Regions from separate parts of the Mus musculus genome. Here region 2 is linked to region 1. The links are chromatin contacts, found by Hi-C or POLR2A ChIA-PET in ENCODE. All regions are on one chromosome and are shown on one strand. The core of a region is the stretch at or near the end of the contact, and the rest is flanking DNA. Distances in the headings are between cores, read along the strand shown. Region 1 holds the start of Adgrf1 (adhesion G protein-coupled receptor F1). Region 2 has its middle 57 kb from the start of Adgrf1.

The links. A loop is a pair of places that touch in the nucleus more often than their neighbours do. ChIA-PET counts read pairs that join two places held with the same protein, here RNA polymerase II (POLR2A).
Region 2: a map of heart shows a loop between it and region 1 (5-fold over the local background). The contact joins the enhancer-like site here to the promoter of Adgrf1 in region 1. A Hi-C loop is called at or near these places in 11 of 37 maps with a recorded cell type or tissue (Patski, T-helper 17 cell, heart and 2 more). POLR2A ChIA-PET finds 5 or more read pairs at or near these places in 1 of 5 experiments (Patski).

Annotation. Positions count from the first base shown.
Region 1 is chr17:43,268,905-43,271,604 of GRCm38, reverse strand. Adgrf1 (adhesion G protein-coupled receptor F1) reads right to left here and starts at 1,258. Exons shown (of 16, transcript NM_133776.2): 1 at 1,121-1,258.
Region 2 is chr17:43,325,553-43,328,252 of GRCm38, reverse strand. It overlaps a transcript of Adgrf1 not described here. Among named protein-coding and RNA genes, the nearest start is that of Adgrf1, 57 kb to the right of the region's middle. Within about 2 kb of position 1,397, at least 2 of the 3 ENCODE cell types and tissues checked have a DNase peak (open chromatin) inside an H3K27ac peak, as active enhancers do; they include heart, where a contact is called at or near this core.

The DNA.
Region 1 (2,700 bases), core at 9-2,508:
CATGTAGATGTGTGGAGGTCAGAGGACAACTTTATAGAGGAATCCAACTCCCACCATATACCTGAGCGATCTCACTTTATCTGCTGAGCCTCTCAGCCAGTGCCTTGACCTTCTGTTTATTTTTCCTTCGGTACCTTTCTACCCTTTTGTCTCTGACGTGAGGGATGAGACAAAGGGTCAGGTTCACATAAGTGCATCCCTTACTGCTGTGGTTAAGACCGGCTCGGATCTCACATAGCTCAGGCTGGCTTCAAACTCTTTGTAAAGCTGAGACTGCCCTTGAACATCTGATCCTTCCACCTCTACCCTGCAAGGGCTGGAATTCCAGGCTGTGGCACCATGCTCAGATGTAAGTGAAGATTTTTATGGAAAATAAAACCGTGACCTTTTCTAGGCCTGTGGGGTCATCTTATATTTCCTCGGGGAAGAAATAAGGGGCAACCACTGTAAAGGACAATGGCTTTTCTGAGAGTCACGAAGGGTGTTCAGTCGGGAGAAAACCTTCAGATTTATACTGGTCCGTGCAAGGTTCCAATAGACACATTCAATAGACCGCAGTGGAAATAAATTTACTTGTCTCAGACACTTAAGGTGGCACAAATTTGTGATCCCAGAACTTGGCAGAGGAGGCAGGAGGATAAGGGATTCAAAGTCAAAGCCAGCCTGGGTTACACCAGTTTGGGGCCAGCCTGCACTACATGAGACCTGTCTGGACCAAAACAACCTAATAAATAAAATCCATTTTATCTTCTCAAGCATGCACTTGAGAAACAAACAAACAAACAGCAGTTATTTTTAACAGGCTCCCTGGAGGAAGCTGTCATATGTTAGGGAGTCGAACTTCTCAGGTCCGTAGCAGTGGCCTGCCCTGTCCTGGGGAGAACCCTTGTCTTGCAGGGGGGAAAAAAAAATCTAGCATTGACATGGAGAAAAATCTCAAGTTCCACAGTTGGGGAGAAACAGAGCCCTGTTGTTTCTAACAGTTGCTTCAACGACTCCCTTCCTTGTTTATCTTTTCAGGAAATGAGATGTTGAAATCAGAATATTCCCCGTAGAGTAAAACACAGCTTAACCAACAGCGCTTGGGTCCTCAGGAATCACACAACAGCTGTTAGCTTACCTGGGACTCTGGACTTCACAGCACAGCTGAGCCTTTCTCCAATGTTCCCCAGCCACTGACACCGTTGGGAGATGCCAAGGGACGCTGGTGACCCAGGACAGGACTGGCAGCCACAGGTCCACTGATGTATCTATCACCAGCTCAGGCCAGGTTGCTGCCTCTGCTGAAAAACACTGGGACACACCCCCTGCAGAGGGAAAGCCAACAGACTTTCCTGCACTCCCTCCCGCCCACTCAGAACCAACATCAGAGCTTGTAAAACAGGCAGTCCAGAGACCAAAGACTTCCCGTTTCTGCCACCAGAGATGTGAGGCTGAGATTGACTACAAAGGGGACAAATATGCTCTTGGGCATGCAGATCAGGACCCTACAAAACATATTCCCTTAGGTGCTCCTGTCCAACCTTTCTGGACATTTTGGGGAGTCACACCCCATAAAGTTGAAGAAATGCATCCCTCCCTGCGGAAGTTCTGAGGAGAAGCAGGTGAGTTCTGTGGGAGGGTAGATAAGATCTCTTCTTTTCCAAAGGTCTTACTCAAAGCTGAAGCATCACCATACAGCTCGCCTGAGTACAGGGCCCACAGACCTCCTCATGGAAAAAAACCGTGGAGCGGACAGCAGCTAACAGGACAGCCGGGACGGGCTGAAGGTGAATGCCTTTTAATAACGATCACGTTCTATCTAAGGTTTCATCCAGCTTAGAAACTGAAGGGTGACCTCTCAATGATGACCAAGCTGACTCGTGAATTGCTTTGTGGTCAACATAACTCTCAACGTGAACAGCCTCATCTAAATTACACAGGGGGCAAAAATGTGCTATTTCTCAAAGAGGAAAATGTCCCTGAATTCAGTGAACGTCCTCGTTTTATTTTGCTTCCTTTAAGTATGCAGAGTCTACAAATGGTTCGAGGTGGTTTTACAGTACAAATTCGAGAATAGCATAGTGTTGGGTAAAAATAAAGAGCCAGGAATGTTAGCTGGGTAGGGTAGCTAATGCCTATAATCTCAGCATATGAGATGCTGAGGCAGGAGGATTGCTTTGAGTTCAAGGCCATCTGAAGCCCTAGGCTACAAGCCAGCCTGGACAGAGTGAGAATCCACCCACATATACATACATACATACATACATACATACATACATACATACATACATACACATATATACATAGATACATATATTCATACATACACACATACACGTGTGTGTGTGTGTGTGTGTGTGTGTGTGTGTGTGTGTGTGTGTACTGCCTCTGTACTGGTTCTGTTCCCAATACCACACAAACCATGGTTGTGAGCATCTGTAATCCTCACACTTAGGCAGTAGAGGCAGGAGGGTCAGAAGTTGAAGGTCCTCCTCCTTGGGTATATGATGAGTTCCAGGTTTTCCTGTGCTATACAGGAAGATCTTACCACAAAAATAAATGAATAGATAAATAGACATACAGACAAATAAACAAGGGAACGCTTAAAAGGTAATGTCAAAACCGTGCAAATGATAATCGGAGTGATTATTATGTTTTACCAACTCAAAACTTCATGCTCGGCCCAGAACTCCCTAAGATCCGTGAACAGAAGGGAAA
Region 2 (2,700 bases), core at 148-2,647, 57 kb before region 1:
AGGTGTAGGCAAAGCTCCCCAGGAATGAAGGTAAAGACCTAATTTTATAACATTTTTATGGAGTTCCGTATGTGTGTTCTAGTAGAGTCTATATATGGTCTAGCTATGCGTACAGGGCTGGAAGGCCTTGGGAGAGTGTAACTCAGTCTGGGACTGCAGAGATAAGGAGGAAGATCTGTTTACTGTTTCCTGGTCCCAGGGCCCAGCCTGAGCCCCAGGATAGAGGGCAGAGGCACTGTGCTGAGTAGTTTCCTGTTGACTTGACACAAACTGAGGTCACCTTGGAAGAGGGAACTGAGAAAATGCACTCCCCCCCCCCCCCCCAACCCCGGGAGATTGACCAAGTATCTGGGGCATTTTCTTAATAAATAATTGCTGCAGGGAGGGGCCATTCCACTAGGGCTAGAGCTACCCCTGGTAGAGGTAGTGCCGGAATACACGCGCGCGCACACACACACACACACACACACACACACACACACACACACACACAAGCTAACAAGTCATGAGAGCAGTAAGCGTATTCCCTCCAGGTCCCTGCCAGGCTTGACTCGGGGCCTTGGTTTTCCTTAGTATCCGACTGTGGTGGGGATGAGTAAGACAATAAGCCCCTTCCTCCCCAAGTTGCTTTTGGTCATTGTCTTTATCACAATGCTAGAAAACAAAGTGAGCCATGCATTCATTGCAAGGCAGCTCCGATGATCTCTCCTGGACAGCATTTGAGCTCTAAGTCTCTGCTGAGGATGCAAGTCACCTGTTTATGGGTGTTAGGCCTTAAGAACAAAACCAAAACCGCAAAATGAGCAACGCAGCCACTTCAGGCGTAGGGGTAAAGCGCAAACCTTACGCAATTCTCCAAAGTACTTTGTTCCTAGCAGTTAAATCTGAAAAGCACACGGGAGTACCAGTCAATCTAGCCCTAAGGTCCTTGACTCAACCCTGTATCCACTCATGATGTCCCAAAAGTGTACCCAGTTCACACAGGCTGGTTTCTAGCAGGTGAAATCGCTTACAGAACCAAGCAGATTCCCGCCTTGCTGAGAAGCAGCCCTCACAGTTTATCAGCGCCCCGGGGCACAAATCCAGGAAACAGAGGCATTGTTTGCCCCTCAGCTGAGCTATTATGCTCTGGTCTTCCTAATCTTTCCTACTGAACAGAGAAAGGCTTCAGCAACATTCCTAATCAGAGAAGCAGCATCAACACTGTCGCCCCCCACCACCACCCGGGCACCACCATCCCCCGCCCCGCCCTCACTACCCCAGCGCGCCTCTTGCCCTGCTCCCCACCCCCTCCCCGGCCGCCCCGCTTCCCACCGGCGTCATATCCTTTGTGCTAGGGACACAATTAAGCTTTCAAGGTGTCTGCGTGAGTTTCTTGGTCAGAGCCTGCCCCCTCAAGTTAAGTGACCGTAAGTACAGTTCAGCTCAACAGCCTTCTTGCCAAAGCTTCGTGTTTCCGAGAAGGAGGAAAGAGGTCTGGGAGTTTTTAACTGACGCCTGCTTTGAGCTGAGAAACTTCCTAGAGAGTGGAGCAAGTGGCCATCTCGTTTGCTCTGGAAATAGAGCAATAAAGGCGACTCTTCTTCGGAGTTCTTTACAGAGTTATACAAAGGCAAACCTTTTTTTTTAAATTAAAAGTTTATTTTAATTAAAAATATTAGTGTTTCACTTAGCATATACAAAAATAGTTCCCCCCTACACTATCCTCTCCCCCAGCCCCCACTTGTTCTCTTTCTCCCCCAGATATCTCTTCTGCCTTTATGCCACAGACATGTGTGAGTGTGCATTATTAGCTTTCAGGGAGGGAGAGAGGAGGGGACACACACACACACACACACACACACACACACACACACACACTCTACAGGTTGGGGTTTGGAAGGGTCATTCATTTCAGACAATAGACCATAGCAGGAGTTCAAAGGCAACGTTTTGGGTCCACAAGACAAAGGATGTCTCTCCTTTCAAACGTTTCTAGTGTGGGCTGGAGGGGGCTATACTGAGAGGAAGCAGGCTTAGTTAATATGTGACCCATACAGCGTAGGCGAGTGTTGAGTCACTAAGGCACTATGGGAGAGTGGGGCCACAGTCCAGCTGCTTCAGATCCCATGCTCAGTGGAGGTCTAGGCCCTGTGAGAAACCCTCTCCGCTTGGGTCTGAAGTGTCTGGGTACTCAGTCTATCACGTGCATGTATAGTGGAGCTGAAGAAATTTGTCTCTGACCTTTACATATTTTTAAAAATACCACAGTATTTGCACTAATTCTTTAAGAGTTCCATATTACATATGTTGATCATAATCACTCCTGACTCCTCCCCACAACTCCTATCAGACCCACTGCCTCCTCCCTACCCCACTACTTAATCTCTCATTCTCTCTCTCTCTCTCTCTCTCTCTCTCTCTCTCTCTCTCTCTCTCTCTCTCTCTCTCTCTCTCTCTCCCTGATACTATCTTACAACAGATAGTGTCCTGATCCTCTGGCTCTTACACTCTTTCCTCTCCTCTTCTGCAATGTTCTCTAAGCCTTGGGTGTAGGGGTCGTGTTGTAAATACATTGATTGGTCATTGGCCTAAGAGCCTGTTGCCCTCAGCATTTGACCAGTTGTGGGTTTCTATGATGGTCCCCGTCTGCTGCAATTAGAAGCTTCTTTAGCCTTGGGTGAGAGCTACTCCTACCTGACGATTAAAGGACACACGTTT